Regions from separate parts of the Mus musculus genome. Here region 1 is linked to region 2. Evidence: chromatin loops called from intact Hi-C (ENCODE). Cell type or tissue: gastrocnemius. All regions are shown on one strand.

Region 1 (8,000 bases), 260 kb after region 2:
CCACATGTACAGAAGCAGAACTCTTCCCTGGTCTGTTGATAACTCCTTAAAGCACTAGTGTGTGAAGACAGGGTGGCTTTGACAAATGTCTGTCCTGTCAGTTAGAAGGTCAATGAAATGTCTTGGTGAGAACACTCCCTAAGAATGAAGTGAAGAGATAAGGTATGAATTCTACCTTATCCACAGTCTATTAAACAACCAGGACGGCTCCTTTAGTTATTGTTACTTTATTTTTATTTTGTGGGACCAGACATTTGATCATTATAAACAAATGAAGGTTCTTACAAACAAGCTGTGTCTTTACTGACCACAGAATGCCAGTAGTTTACACGTCAGGTTTTGTTTACAAATGGAGTCTTAGATGTCCTCATGTGACCTTCAACAATTTCCTTTCAGATGTTCTTAGCTCTGCGGGACTCAATAAAGAGGAAAACCGGACAATCTCTTAGGTCCCAATAGTAGAGTTTCCGTTGGTTTTCTATATCCAGTGGTTTCATAGGGATAGGTGTTTAACACCAATGCTTCATTCAGAATTTCATTTTAATAAAGTATCTCTCAATTCACTTAAGCTTTGCCTCAGACTTTTCCTTTTTGAATTTCATGACAGACAACGAAATTCAAAGAAAGTTAGCAGTGACTATTTCACAGAAATTAATTTTGTGGTAGGAATGCCTCTGTTTAAACTTACTGGTTTGTTTGTTTGATTGTTTGTTTTTGGTTTTGTTTTGTTTTTTTTAACCTTAGATCATCTTATGGGGAAGTTGTAATTAAATATAAATAAAGTTATATTTATCAATTCATCTTGCTACAAACTAGGAATTACACTATAAACCTTTAGGAGAGTCTCAGTGTAACAGGTTACACTATGGAAATGCCTGTGCGTATTATAATCAATTGCAAATCTGCAATAGATAAGAACTTCTCTGTTCACTGGCTGGAGTTCTCAATGCCTTGAAGATTTGAAACATTTTCCTTATATCCTGATTGTCCACAATATAGTCTGGGGCTGAAAAGCAGTCAGCAATTTAATCTATACTAGCTCTGGGGCAGAAAAACAGTCTATTAAGCAACCTGAATGACTCTTTTTGTCATTGTTATTTTATTTGTATTTCGTGGTGAAAACAAATGAAGATTCCATGTCCATACTTACTAACGAATGTCAATATTTTACAGGGCAGGTTTTGTTTACAAATAGTATGTTTAGGCGGAGATGACTAATCCTACAAACCCGAGGAGAGACTCATCAGGTTACCATACGCCTAGCCCCAAGGACTAGATTACAGCCAGTAGGTGTGTCTGGTGGCCAACCTTGACCTGTCATTTGCATATAAGAGAAGAAGCCGGCCTCCTGCAGCTGGCTCTTGGTTAGGTAGTAGAAACCTAGTCAAGCAGAGTTTGCATGGTTCCCACTCAGAGTTCACAGTCTAACTGGGGTTAATAGATATTAATTAATTATAATACAACAGTAGTCCTAATACGAGGCAAGAATCAGTGTGAGCCTCAGATGGTGTGAAGTTATCTAAAGACTAAGGTCAAGGGACGGTTCCTGACAGAGTGATCCTCGAGCCCAGATCTGAGAAGGAGTTTAAATGAACTCCCCAGACAGCTATGACCACACTGGCATGCCTTGCCCTTGGGCCAGTAGCCAGATAGCTGGCCAACACAAGAGCTGCCAAGCTGCAGTCATAGAAACTCATGGAAACAAGTCACCTGCTGCCCACCACCCTCTGAACGAATGGTGGTACTTCGCTTCTGCCAGGGCTGCACCAGACTCCAGGGAAGGCACTGTGGCCCTTGTGTTCCGTGGCTGTTAAGCCTCAGGATTTTGGAAGCATTAGGTCCAGTGCTGGTGTGAAACAGTGAGCAGGGACCCAGTACCAGTGCAAGCTGGCAGGGCCTTCTCGCAGTGTTCATTGCTTGGACAGTTACTAGCTCTTCCAGAGACATTACTGACTGCCATTCTGTGCAGTCCAGGAGCTGGGGCCCAAACCTTGAGGGTAATCATAAATGATAGTCCCTGGGGGGCTGCAGCCCATTTCCACAGTGCATTGCCACAGGCTAGCCCCTTTCGTAGGAATCTAGCCTGAGATGGTCAGGGTGAGTCCTTCCTCTTAAAACAGTAAACACAAGCCTTTGGCAGGGAGGAGTCGTGAGCTTTGGGGGTCCCTTTTGCTGTGACTGCTGTTTATCCCTAGGGAAAACTTACTGTGCCGTGACAAGGTTAAAAGAGCAGGCAGTCATTTGGGATGTTAATGACTTCTTATTTATTTATTTATTTATTTATTTATTTATGAGCTGCTTATTATACTTATCAAAAAAAAAAACGATCTCAGCATTTTACACTCTTCCTTCATATAATCGTCTAAATGAAAGTGAAAGTACTGAATTATCATATGTAATGAAAGAAAAAGGAAATAAGAGAATCTATGCTGATATGTATGTTAGGTGTCGTATGAACTATGCCAAGGGGTCCTTCCCTATGTTTCCATGAGCTAGTGGATAAAATTAAAGTATGGATAGAAGACTTTTTTTTTAAAGATTAAAAAGTGGGCTGTTGAGATGGCTCAGTGGGTAAGAGCACTGACTGCTCTTCCAAAGGTCCTGAGTTCAAATCCCAGCAACCACATGGTGGCTCACAACCACCCGTAATGAGATCTGATGCCCTCTTCTGGTGCGTCTGAAGACAACTACAGTGTACTTACGTATAATAATAAAATAAATCTTTTTTAAAAAAGATTAAAAAGTATTTGATGGGTGGACCATTTTAAATATCAGTGGCTCCATTTAATTAAACAAATACAGTTAACTTTTACTCCCATTACCCTCTTAGGAAGTTATTGTGTCAAGCCAGTCAAAGCTTCCTGAAAATTATACAACAGATTTTTTTTAATGTGTGACGTGCCCATTTTTTAACTGTGCCCGACATGACTAGCATGTATGTATCATTGAAACACATTGTTATGGTTATAAATATAAATAATGCACTTCCTACTGGCTCTATAGCATATGTTTCAACAGCTAAATTTAAACATATTCAATACTAAATTTTGACCTCTATGCACCGTTCAATTCTGGGGTACAGGGTACCTTTGTAAATCCACTTGGTTACCATAAATCCTCATGTTCTCCTCCCTGTACTAACTGCCATTCTCCCAGATCCAACTAAATGTTCATCTTCTTAACTTTCTAGAAACCCGCCTCTCAGCTCTCCTTCTCCATGGTTTTATGTTTCCAGCCTTTCTGTGATTATTTTTCCCTCTCTTTCTGTCCCTCCTCCTGAAGCCATGTCCCTGAACCTGAGGATTATGGGTGCTCGCCCGATGAATGGTAAGCTACGTGGTACTTCCACTGCTCTCTTTGAAAGCTTCTGATGTATTGCTTTGTAAACAGGCTTTTCTGGTCTCTGGGAGCCATCTTCACAGGTGTTGGGTGATGATGCTCTGTACTGGGTATTAAACTCAGAGTATCCTTGATTTTTCTATCGAAAGCCCTTGTAAACATATTCTAAAGCTTTAAAGGTTGCTGGAGTCTTATATTATTTATCTATAAGGCGGTAGGGATCGATTCCAAAGTGCCTGGGCAGGAAAATCTGCTGCTGCAGCAATTAAAGCTTGCTTATGGTTTTTTTTTTAGCTCAGCACTGCCCCCTTCTGCCACTGTGCGGATAACGCGCCCATGGACCAGATAATGCAGCTACAGGCCCAAGTGGTACAAGTTTCCTTTTAACATTGTTCATTATTTCTATGTCTCTTCAGAGGCTATAAAATGAAGACCTTTAAATGTAAGGCCAAAGTGTTCTAGAACTAGACTTCCTGCAACCTATCAGTAAATGTACATTCATCATAGATTTATTAAAAATAGCATAGTATAAATTTAATTTCACTCCTATGGGAAGCTTTTTGCTTTTGTTTTGTTTTACATTAAAATTCTTTCAGCCATGTATTTGCATTTTTATCTAGGGGAATTTAGTGTATTTTGTTACTTGTATGATTTGTCATGATCTTGTGGCAAATAAAATTTGAACAATTATAGTTTCTTTAAAGCTAGTGATTTTGAAAAAAAGACTTCTATTTATCTGGACCTCATAGGCTTTATGATTAAGTTATATTTCCACGATCCATTGAACTCCAGTTACAGAATAAGTTTTCAGCCTTCTTGGGATTTATTTCAGTAAAGTGGGGATTTGATATGAGTTTTCAGTAAGCCTCATAGCACCCAGGATTACAGAGGCAGCTGTTTGACTCCTGTGACCGGTGCCACCAACAGTGCTCATTACAAGGAGTCCTACACATTCTGACACCTATCACAGTCATTTGGCTCTTCATACCACTCAGACGAGCATTTTATCATTGCTTGCCTTAGCCTTGCCTACATTCCTACTTATCTGGTCCCGCGACCCTGTAGTTAAAGCTTTTACTGTGGATACTCTTTGACCCAGGTCAGATGTTATCTAAATAAACCCTGCCTCCTTTTTTTTTTTTTAACACCTATGCATCTTTATATGCTGCTTGTCTATAGGACAGTTTGACCCATTTTAATACCATTAAGTACTGTAGAATTGATACACATATCTCTCTTAAGAGACATGACTCCTTTTTCTTAGTCTCGCTGTGGTTTTCTCCAAAGTCTTATATTATTTTCCCAGATCATTTAAAACATTAGACTTTGAGCAGGGGTTGTTTCATGCCACTAACCACTGTTGGAAAAGGGGTTATGTCATTTATCTTGCTCATAAGTTTTTTTTTTTTCATTAAAGTATCTTTTGGGGGGGAATCTAAGTTCAAATGAAATATAACAACTTTTTCATGAATTATGTATTTTCACTCTGCCATTGAGTCTAAAAGTGCACCAGGAAAGACGAGTATCATTTTATGGAAAAGGCACTTTGTTTATTTGTATACTTGGGGGGGGGGGGGGGTCTCTGTCTACACTTGTAGGTTTGCAAAGGTAAAGATGCAGGGTTTTTTTTTTTTTTTTTTTTTTTTTTGAGGTTCTGTGTAGGGTTATGTGGAGTGGCCATGCATGTGAGCTTTGGACTCTGACCATCAATGTTTAGACCCTGACCTGTCCTTCACACAAGTTACTAACTACCTGAGTAGACTTATTGGAAGACTATGACCACCATTAGCCGTTAAATCAGTAGGAAACATTGACAATTAACTAAGCCCTAACTAGAAGGCTAGTGCTGGTGGCACTATAATTCTCAGTCTGCACCATCTATCTGACATGATCATTTTCAAGTTGATAGGTTTTATAGAGAGAAGCCTGTAAGTAGTCTCCCCAAGAACACAACCAGCGGACATGGGTGAGAGCCAGAGGTAATCCTGGCTTAGCCTGATTATGAAAGGTGTGTTAGTGCCGTCACACGTCTGTAGACTTGAAAGACTTGTGTTTCTTTTGGAGCACGGGATAGCTTTGCATTTCAAGCCCTAACTGATTTTATTTCAGTTGAATTGCTGAGGTTGTTAAGGAGAGGCAAATTGAACATCTACCGTTTGACTGAGTTGAGGAACCCTAACTCAGAAGCTCATACAAGACTCCATACTTCCAAGGGCCTCATCTAATTGGTTTTATATTGCTGAGAAAACCAAGATCAACTGTGGCCGTGGTGGAACCCTGTGCTCTGCATATGTGACAGTGGCTCTATGCTACTGCTGCAGGAGGAGAGACTATGGAAGACTCTCTCCAAAACTCTAGAAGTCATCTCAATAGCTGCTTGGCAGCTTTGTCTGGCAATGTGAAGTTGACTGAATGCCACGTAGCAAGCTTGTAGCTGTCTGTTTAATTGTCCTGCTTGAAATGGCACTCACCACAAAAATGTTAAGAAAATCCACATGTGAAAATTATGTGTTTATATTTGGTCCATTCTAAAGACCCTTTCAAATATACTCTTGGCATTAAAGACTGTGCAATAGCTGAAATCCTCTAAAAATGTATTAATATAAGTGATTTGTCTAGATTATGACTTCCCAGTGCATAGCTACTAACTCTAGAATTGGCACTGTTTCCTGTTGTTGCCAAGAACCATAAACAAACGTGGAGACTTGGAGACCAATTCCTTTCTATTAAAAACCATTATCTAAATTGATAGTATCAATATTGGAAGGACTAGAGAGAAAAACATCCATGTAATTATAAGTTATCACATGATTACTTTCAAAAACCCACAAATATTCATAATCATTTTCTCTTAAAAAATTATTTTGGAAAGTTTAAATATAAGCAGAATGAACAAATGTCCCCATCAGTTATTTTAACAGGCTATGCCCTGGGTCACCCTTATCCCTCCTGTGCCTTTCTACCCTTATTATTCTGAAGCAAATCTAAGTAGATATGTTTGTTTTTTCTTAACTTCTTGATACAGTCACACGTTATGTTCTTGTTATTTTTCAAGTAAATGACAGTGGGGTGACAGAGAGCTTGCCTTAGAGCTGGCCCTGCAGTCGTTCAGTGGTTTTTTGTTTTTGTTTTTGTTTTGTTTTTTTGTATTATTATAGTATCTGCAGGTTGAACAAGTTTCTCTTTTCTGCTTGGTTATTTTCTCATTTTACCTAGCCTATAATTATGTGTGGCGTGAGTGGCATTTATTTATTCTGCTGTAGAAGGTAGGCTGGGTAGAGCATTCTTCCAGGCGTGCCCTTAGAATAATGAGAGCTAACCCATCTCCATTAGCATCAGTCTTCAAAGGAGTCCCCTTGGCAGGCTCTTTCTTCAGCAGTGCAGACTCTCACACAGCATTTTAGAACTCCTCTTTTGTAATTGCTTTCAGAAATACTTGCAGTCACCCAGGAAACTGAGTCTCATTTACTTTGATCAAAACCAACCATTATCTAGCCAAAACAGTGCATTTAATCACCCATTCAAATTCTTGGACTTAACTACTCTGAGTAACAAACTCATTACTAAAAAAATTAAATCTACCAGCAAGCAGTTTTGACTACCAATGAACAGGACCTTAAAAAAATCCTAGAGGTACAGACTCTTTTAAAAAACAGTTCTCTGACTGCTGGGGCCAGAAGCCCTTAAGCTGAGGCAGGTCCACTAGGTTAGGGAAGAGATCAGCCCCTGAGTCAGAGAGGATGCTGAGCAAACAGGCTTTGTACAACCGTGTTCATTGCCTCAGAAAACTGACTTGCGCTACCAAAGGAGCTCTGCCTCAGGTCGTCCGGGAGATGTGGCACGGATCAGGAAGCCAGCCTCTACACGGGTGCTGTACAGTGGGCAGTGAGCTTGTCCAGGCCGACACATTGTGCAAGTGCTCTCTCAACTGCTCTTTCTTTACATCCAGTCTGTCACACAATATCTCGGGGAGCATGTGCCAGTGGCTCCCGTTCACCCGGCCTCCAAACCTGAAGAGACTCCAAGACCAATGGGGTGTTGTTTTGTTTTAATCCACACTAGTCATGGAAGTATTAAAGAGAGAAAAATACACCTTTCTCCTGGGACTGAGATTTTTATCATTTTAAAAACTGAATCATTTGAATAGAAAGATGAGTTCTCCCAGAGCTGCGACTCAGCTTCTCTGTGATAATTGCCATAAGGTAATTATTATGCAGCTTTATGTGTTCAAATGTATCCTCAGCTGAAGGACTTTCTGGCCCCAGCAGTCAGATCACTGCTTTGTTAAAAGCCAAGCATCAGTCCAGACCTTATAGGACAATGATTAGCCGTGTTTCTATGGTTTTGTACCATTTAGCCTGGCAGATCACCTATACCAGCAGTAATCTCCCTGTGGCTGGAGAGCTCTTGCCCTGTGGTCCCCCATGGGTTTCGTTCCTTGGACCAACTTAAGGGAAGAATGCCAAGAAGTCTCCTTTCAAACCCTATTCCATTTGGAAAGGTTTATGAGCCAGAGAAAACTGGGCTGGAGCAGAGGCGTGAAGGGAGGACCTGCCACCTAGTGGTCCAAGTTCTGAAACACACTCCTGACTTTTGGAAGGCAAAAGAAGCAAGCCACTTTGTGGAAAATGCCAGTAGGAGATCGAGGGATGTAAAGAATG
Region 2 (8,000 bases):
TTACACAATGGAGTACTACTCAGCTATTAAAAGGAATGAATTTATGAAATTCCTAGGCAAATGGTTGGACCTGGAGGCCATTAATCTGAGTGAGGTAACCCAATCACAAAAGAACTCAAATGATATGTACTCACTGATAAGTGGATATTAGCACAGAAACTTAGAATACCCAAGATATAGTTACAATTTGCAAAACACATGAAACTGAAAAAGAACGAAGACCAAAGTGTGGACACTTTGCCCCTTCTTAGAATTGGGAACAAAACACCCATGGAAGGAGTTACAGAGACAAAGTTTGGAGCGGAGACAAAAGGATGGACCATCTAGAGACTGCCATATCCAGGGATCCATCCCATAATCAGCCTCCAAACGCTGACACCATTGCATACACTGGCAAGATTTTGCTGAAAGGACCCTGATATAGCTGTCTCTTGTGAGACTATGTCGGGGCCTAGCAAACACAGAAGTGGATGCTCACAGTCAGCTATTGGATGGATCACAGGGCCCCCAATGGAGGAGCTAGAGAAAGTACCCAAGGAACTGGGGGCAGATCTGCAACCCTATAGGTGGAACAACAATATGAACTAACCAGTACCCCGGAGCTCGTGTCTGTAGCTGCATAAGTATCAGAAGATGGCCTTGTCTGCCATCATTGGAAAGAGAGGTCCCTTGGTCTTGCAAACTTTATATCCCTCAGTACGGGGAAATGCCATGGCCAAGAAGTGGGAGTGGGTGGGTAGGGGAGTAGGGTGGGTAGAGTCTGGGGGACTTTGGGGATAGCATTTGAAATGTAAATGAAGAAAATACCTAATTAAAAAAATTAAATTAAACAAAAAGAATCTGTGATCTCAATGTTGTGTAAAAATTTCTATCTATCACAACTGATTGGGATAGAATAGTTCAGAAATTCTCAGCAGTTTGTCCTGGAAGCTTGTAAATAAAAATTCCAGGTTTCTTCATTGTATCTTTATCGTGGAGCTAAAATGGGCAGAGGGGTTGTAGAAACACATTGTTGTTACCTGGGAGCAGAGACAGCATAAATCACACACACCCAGAAACTGTCCTTGAGTTGGCATTCCTAGGAGAACCAACAGCCATGGAGGTATAGCTCCATTTTCTAAGTTCTAAAATTCCAAAGACCCTATAAAAAGATGGGGGATGTGTCTAGATGAGTAAAAGTACTTTTCATTCAAACCTGATTCTCTGAGTTTGGATACACAGAACCAATTTAAAAGCCAGCCACAGCAGCGTGGATCTGTCATCGTAATGCACTTCCTACAAGAAAAGAGAGGAGAGCTGGAAACAGGCGAAGCTCCAGATGCTGTGTGCCCGATAACACACAGAGGTGAAGTGACCCTGTCTAAAACAAGATGGAAGGTGTAGATCGGCACTCAAAGGTCCTCTGACCTCTACACAGTGCATATGTGCCGTGATTCACATATACTCCCACCCACACTCGTGAACAAGCAGAAACATACACTCACCTATGCGATGCACTTTTTACAGCCTATTCAGTGGAGAGCTTCATCTGCAGCCCTCAGCAGGTGTGTTTTGAGCTGCTCACCTGAACCACTCTTCTCCTCCCCGAGTCTGGCTAACAGCTTGAGTGACTGAGCAATGGGAATACAATCTCGAACTCAGATTACAGAGAAATAGAACATAGCAATTCTAGGCTCTTCAAAGGCAGACTGAGACGGAGGAAATAGCTGTCTTGATTCTTGGCTCTTCTCAAGACTTGGTATTATGCCCTGCCTTATGTTGCTGAACTTTATATCCCTGTATACTTGAACTCGTTTGAAGCTTCATGTGGCTTCCAATCAACCTCTGAGGTGCCAGGGAAAAATTCATCAAAGTAGTTGCTCCTTCCTATTACCAAACTGCACCAAAATTCCAATGCAAGCGTACTATCTTTCTGGAACTAGTAAGTATGATAGATTGAATTTAAGTAGATGAAGCATTTGAGTGAAATGATGGTGATGGTTTAGACTACTTTGGGAGTTTTGCTTGCTCTTATGTGTTGAGTGGTCATTGCTTTTAAATGGGATCCTGTCACAAATGCTCATCTTTCCCATCTTCTGCACTGCTGCCACAATCTCCATCTCTCTCAATAGGGCTACCAACACCAGAACATCACCTATGCTTCCTTGGAAACATCACTGGTGTCTTCTTCCTACATTCAGAGTCCCCACCTCAGCCCAGCTCCTCTGTTGAGAACCTCCCTCTCAATTATAAGATCTAGGTGTATCACAAATCTACAAACCAGCTTTGACTTCTATATTTTCTAAAGCATGAAAAAGCATAGGTCAAAAAATCCAAAGGGATGAAAGTAGACTAGTGAGCTCCCCTAAAACATTTGAAAGATTAACATCCATTTCTTATGCTCTTCTGACTAGCAGTTTCATAAAGTTCCATGGTTACTTTCACCCCCCATCAAAGTGTTTCCATGGGATATTTTCCCTTCTCTCTCTCCCATTCTAATTGCCTCCTTCCTTCCTCCGTCCCCTCTGTTGGTGAAATATTTTGTTCCATCTTTCTCCACTTCCGATTTTTGGGCTCTGGCACCTGGTGAGCACATGAATGTTCTTCAGTTGTAGAACGTGATGCAGCTGGCCTTTTATGGGAAATGGAAAGAGGCAAAACCCTTCTCTGATGGCGTGCGGGCTCATCTGGCTTTTTAAGACTTGTCTTTATGATTCATATTGTAAAGACCTCAATGACATTCTCATATCAAGAGAGCAGCCATGGCCCTGAGAGCAACCCCTTGTCATAGAAGCAGATGGAGCTGAATCGCCTTAATGGTACATTTAATATTTTATGAATGAGCTCTAACCTCTGAGAACCATTTCATTCAGCAAGGCTAGGTTGTAATTCAGTCAGCGATTCCTAAAATATGGTTACTTAAAAGTCTTTCTTAAACTGTACCAACTGTAGCACAGCATGATCTCCCTTATAATTCGATTATTTTATACCCCCTTTACTATTCTGAAAGAAAACGGATAGCTGTAAGTTCCACCCCCATAGAGACAGCCCAATCATCCTACAGTTTCTTCTCCACAACTCTTAAACAAAAGTCAAGTTCTGGAAACTGACAGGATTGATGTGTGATAACAAAATTTACATTACAGCTGATCCAGACATACGATGAGACACCTAAAAATCCCTGGACAGGGCTTCCCTTAATGACACCACCAACCACAGCCACCTACCACGTAAGCAACAGCATGCAGCAGTTTCCAGAATGACCCCCAGGGGGCAGTGCATCCCTGACCGAGAGGCACTTATGTAATTTATCTTAAGTTTCTCCTGAAGTAGTTCTTAGCCCAGCTCCTTCTGGTGCTTTAGAATTCCCACATGCTTCCCTTCCCTGTTTTCTTATAGGTGTGATTAGAATTCCCTCGGGTACATCTACTGCTCCTTCCTCAGAACACTGGTGTTACTCATTGTCTCCACAGTGGATTAAATCCAATGTCTAGCTCCCATGTCCTGCTAAGCAATCAGGATTCAAAATTCCTTAAGCTCCTGCCCTCAACGAACCACTGGCATAGAGAGAATAGAGATGGATAAATCTCTAGTTGTTGGCTGTTGTTGTTGCTGCTGCTGCTGCTGTTTCACAAATGATACCAGCACTGGAACATACAACTGATAAGTTGCTTTTTGGCCTGGGAAGACAGACAAGTAGAGCCTATTTTTGTGGCCTATTTAGAGGGTTTGAACGTTTGCTGTTTTGAAAGCTGAATTTTTTTTTTTTTTTTTTTTTTGGCCTGTAAACTTGTAGTCTTTCAGAAGCCAAGATTTACAATATCCAATTATGAAATCATATTTGAATACAAGAATCTGGCTGTGTATAAATTATTTGGAGTGAGGCACTCCATTCTAGTCAGGCTACTTCCATTTTTGGATGCTTTATAAATAACAGTGTTGATGATATTTATTATGACTGTTTACTAAGAAGTGTCCTGTGTGTTACTTCTTTCAGCCCTTAAAACAAACCTGCACAGTATAAAATATATTCCCAATTTTACACATGAGGAAACCAAGGCACAGAAACATTAAAAGTATTGCTCAAAGTTATCAAAATAAGAATTGACATGCAAAACGAATTCCTGCAGCCTCGCTTTAGAATGTTGGGATATCAGAAATGAAAACCCAATTTCCCAATGTTGCTCTCTCTCTCTCTCTCTCTCTCTCTCTCTCTCTCTCTCTCTCTCTCTCTCATTTCTGGCTGAATGAAACCCCTTGTTCTATTTCTGGAAAATATAAAAAGCCTCTTATCTTTTGTGTTTCCGTGTGTGGTGAACTATGCGCCCTCAGTCCTGTGCAGTGGAAAGTTTTCATTTTCATGTCTCTTATGAACCCGCTGGAAGATCACATAGGAACAAATAAAATTCCTGGGAGTAGAAAGGCAGCCAACATGTACTTGACAGTGGCATGTCCTTTACAGATCTGGCTGTGGTATTGGTGGATGTCCTTAGGAAGCAAGAGGTTCAACATTTTGCAGTGATGACTACTAATTTGTTTTAAGAAACATCATGTCTCAACAACTATAACATTCCTACAACTTCTAGGATATTTATACTCCTTTAAAGGAATAGAAAGAGCAATTGGTTGGATCTGTTATACTGCTGGGCCAATTGTAGGAATGAGATATGGGCAAAGCTCAGAGAAGGAAGGAGAAGGGAGCTCAGAAATAATACTCCATTGTTTCCATTCTCAAAGAAGAAAGTCAAGGAAGCCATATGGATAATTAGGGAGACTTTGCAAATTAAAACTGTGTTTCAACGGACACATTTTTCCCTTAACACTGCCCCATGCTACCATGCCTCACGATGACCTACAAGATCATATTTACACTCTTCAATTAAATCTTAAATTGCAATTATTTTTATTGATGTGCTCTGTACATTGTTGACTACATGGCCTATTGAGAGCACCAGTATCATTGAGGGCTTTCGTTCCCAGTCTTTTCCCCTGATAAGTACTGGGCACCTGCTCCTCCATTATTCTCCTGTCCGTAGCACACCTGCTGGTCTCTAGAGCATCTGGCTTGGCAAAGTTACCTATGTATTTGCCTTCGCCTCTCTAATTACAATTCAAAGCCACTGTTTTATTTGGGAAGGAAAGACTAAAATAAAACCTAATCAAGAGAAAGGAAACGATCGAGTCCTAAACAGAGAGTCATGCAGTCATGCTGGTAGAAAGAAATAGGCTAATTAAGAAAATGAGAGCAAAGGGGACATGCAGGAGAGAGAGTCAGGGACAGTGGCATCAGGACAGAGGGTCAGGGAGCACTGTGACAAATTCAGACCTGACTTTCAAATGAGCACTTGTGTTCAAGGAGGGGTGAAGCAGATAAGGCCCCATAGCAGATAAGTCAGGCATGGGTTGTGTTCAACACAAGGCTAGGTTGAGGTAAGGGACTGGTCTGAGCAGGATTCTCAGAAACCGCCCTTCAGGTAGGGACTCTGTCATGTGCCCATCATGATGGTAAGGAAAGATCTAGAAAAGGCTAAGCAACGAGTAGCAGTTTTGGGGACCATAGAGGGTATGTGACGGTTCAGAGTCAAGACCCAGGAACAGCAGGGATTGATGTAAGAAAAGTAAAATCCCAGTTACCTGGACACGGCCAACAGCATGGTACGTGGATGCAGTCAGTGCTTACTGGAGTTTTGCCCTCGGCTGCCTGATGGACGAGGTTCACTCATTTGTACTGAGTCTTATTCTATATCCTATAGTCTCAAAAAAAGGGGGGGGGCACAAGCTCAAAACTCAAAGCTGAACCTCAGAAAACTGAAGCTCCCCAGATCACATGTAGCATGTGGAGCAAAGTGACAATAAATAAAGAAAATAATGACAAAGGAAAACATGGCAGTTGAATGAGTATCACAGCATCAGTATGGAAGCAGACCTGTAGCCCAACCTTGACAGCCACCCACCCCCAAAAAATTCCATTTTGAACTGAAGCAAACAGTTTTGAGGAATTTTTATACACTTCTCTATAAAATTAAGACATAAAAATGTAGAAAGTAGGAGAAAGGGGGAGAGATCGTAAGCCATGTACCTGAAATATCCCCATATGATCTAAAGGTTTAGAGTTGTTGTTGTTGTTGTTGTTGTTGTCATTTTTACTTTTCCTGGTTGTTGTGTATAAACTTCCTAGGAATGACCCTAATTATGATTTAGACCTTAAAGGTCTCCCCAAAGTCAAGTCTCTCCACCTAATGAGAGTGTTAGGAAAAGATAAGAGGAGAAAGGAGAGTAGAGTGAAAGAGGGTGTAAATGTAATGAAAATACATCGTGAATATATGGACGTGTTGTTCAGTTCATATCCACAATAAAACAGCCTTCATTGTAGCACTACTGTATGATGCTTGAATCTTTAGGAGGTAGGGCTAGAGACAGGAAGTTAAATCATAAGAGACCCATCTTTGAAGGGCATATTACACAATTCCCCGCCCCCGCAATACCTTTCACTTCCTAACCATCAAGAAATGGTTACTTCCACCACACATAACACATTTCTACCATGATGCTACCCAGAGCTGTAGGACCAAGTGACCATAAACTAAAATCTCTGACTCTATTGGCTCAAATAAAGCTTTTCTACTTATAAATTGATGTTCTCTGGCATCTTGATTTGATTTCAGAAAGTTAAGAGTGTTTTGAAGAAAGGACAGTCTAGGTCAACATGTTACCCTATAAATCACTGGGTGAGATTCATTCTCTCCTGTAAACAGGACAAGTTGTCAGAACTGTGAAATCTCTTTCGAAGAGACAAGTTTTCCTCTGGCTGGCACCAGCATTCAAATTTCTTCTCCCAGCATGAGATTCCTGGGAAAGGTCCACTTTCTTATATCTCATTATTATGTCTTTCTGGCTCCTTTACAGACTTTGTGAAATGACACTAACTTCTAAATCAGCTTCCTCTTCACTGCCCTGTGATGTCTGAGTGAGATTACCTGCCAATGTTCCATTTCCAAATAACATCACTTCATTTCATACATACATACACACACACACACACACACACACACACACACACACACACACACACACCACAACACACATGGCTTTTTAGTCACATTGAAGCTCGAGACCAAAGTCTGCACTACCTGGGTTGGTAATCTCAGACTGAGTACGCTGCACTAGCAGCCCTCAGACATGGCAGCTAGGCCTGCACTGATTCTTTGATCTTAGTGTGTTAGTCTTTGTTGCCATCCATCCTTATTTTTGCCAAGTCTTACTTGAATGCTTATGTCTCCTCTCTGGTTCTTTTTCTATGCATGGAGTCTCTTCCATCCTCACTTTGGAACCTCTATGCTGCCTAATTTTTTTCCTCCCATCCCTAATTTTTTTTTCATCATGATGTCTTTGTCTTTGTGCTTTTGCTCTACTTTGAAATGTGTCTTCTACCTGACCTTCAGACTCCAGTTCTGACCTCATGGTGACGGATCTCTCTTTAATTCCCCTTCTCATTTTTAAACTTGAAACATCAAAGCATTGAATTTTAAGAAATCGCTCCCAAACTACCTCCCTGAGCCTTGGGAATGGCTCCGGCTTCCTCTCCCTCTGTTCTCCTTTTTTCTTTTCTCTTCCTTCCTCTTTGATTTATTTCACACACACACACAAAAAAGCTGCAAAGTCCCCTTAGGTTGTGATCTCGTTTGCATATCTGGGATTCTATTCTTTTTGCTCTCAGTAGTGAAGAACCCGAGACAAAGCTCCACACTGTCACCTCCTAGGTCTGAGATGTTCCTCTAGACTTTTAGGGATCTCAACTCAAGTCAAACTAAGACTAATGGTTGCCACCAAATACAATATGAGGAATAGCTAGCATAATGAAACAGGGTTACAAATACTGTCTAAAATGTTTTAATGTAAGCATAAGGCAGAGTTGAGAAAAAGAGAGGCATTTACTTGAAAGTAAGGCACAACTTAGGTGTGAATGTGAGCATCTCAAAAGACTCACACAAAGTAAATATACCCAAGTGTGGGTACAGGTC

The links. A loop is a pair of places that touch in the nucleus more often than their neighbours do. Peaks named below come from ENCODE experiments on the same cell type or tissue, not always from the same donor. Only the 100,000 strongest peaks of a DNase experiment are listed, where the experiment ranks them.
Region 1: a loop joins it to region 2, with 14 times the contacts of the local background. A loop is called at or near these places in 39 of 42 quality-filtered maps.

The regions. Positions count from the first base shown.
Region 1 is chr5:67,751,977-67,759,976 of GRCm38, reverse strand. It overlaps Atp8a1 (ATPase, aminophospholipid transporter (APLT), class I, type 8A, member 1), which reads left to right. Exons shown (of 37, transcript NM_001038999.2): 15 at 3,283-3,327. Among named protein-coding and RNA genes, the nearest start is that of Gm46914, 53 kb to the right of the region's middle. In gastrocnemius, CTCF peaks have their summits at 3,638 (motif pointing left) and 7,903 (motif pointing left); DNase peaks (open chromatin) are centred at 1,659, 3,619, 7,175 and 7,855.
Region 2 is chr5:68,008,104-68,016,103 of GRCm38, reverse strand. No RefSeq gene overlaps it. Among named protein-coding and RNA genes, the nearest start is that of Grxcr1, 20 kb to the left of the region's middle. In gastrocnemius, a CTCF peak has its summit at 3,244 (motif pointing right); a DNase peak (open chromatin) is centred at 3,246; H3K27ac peaks cover 360 bases.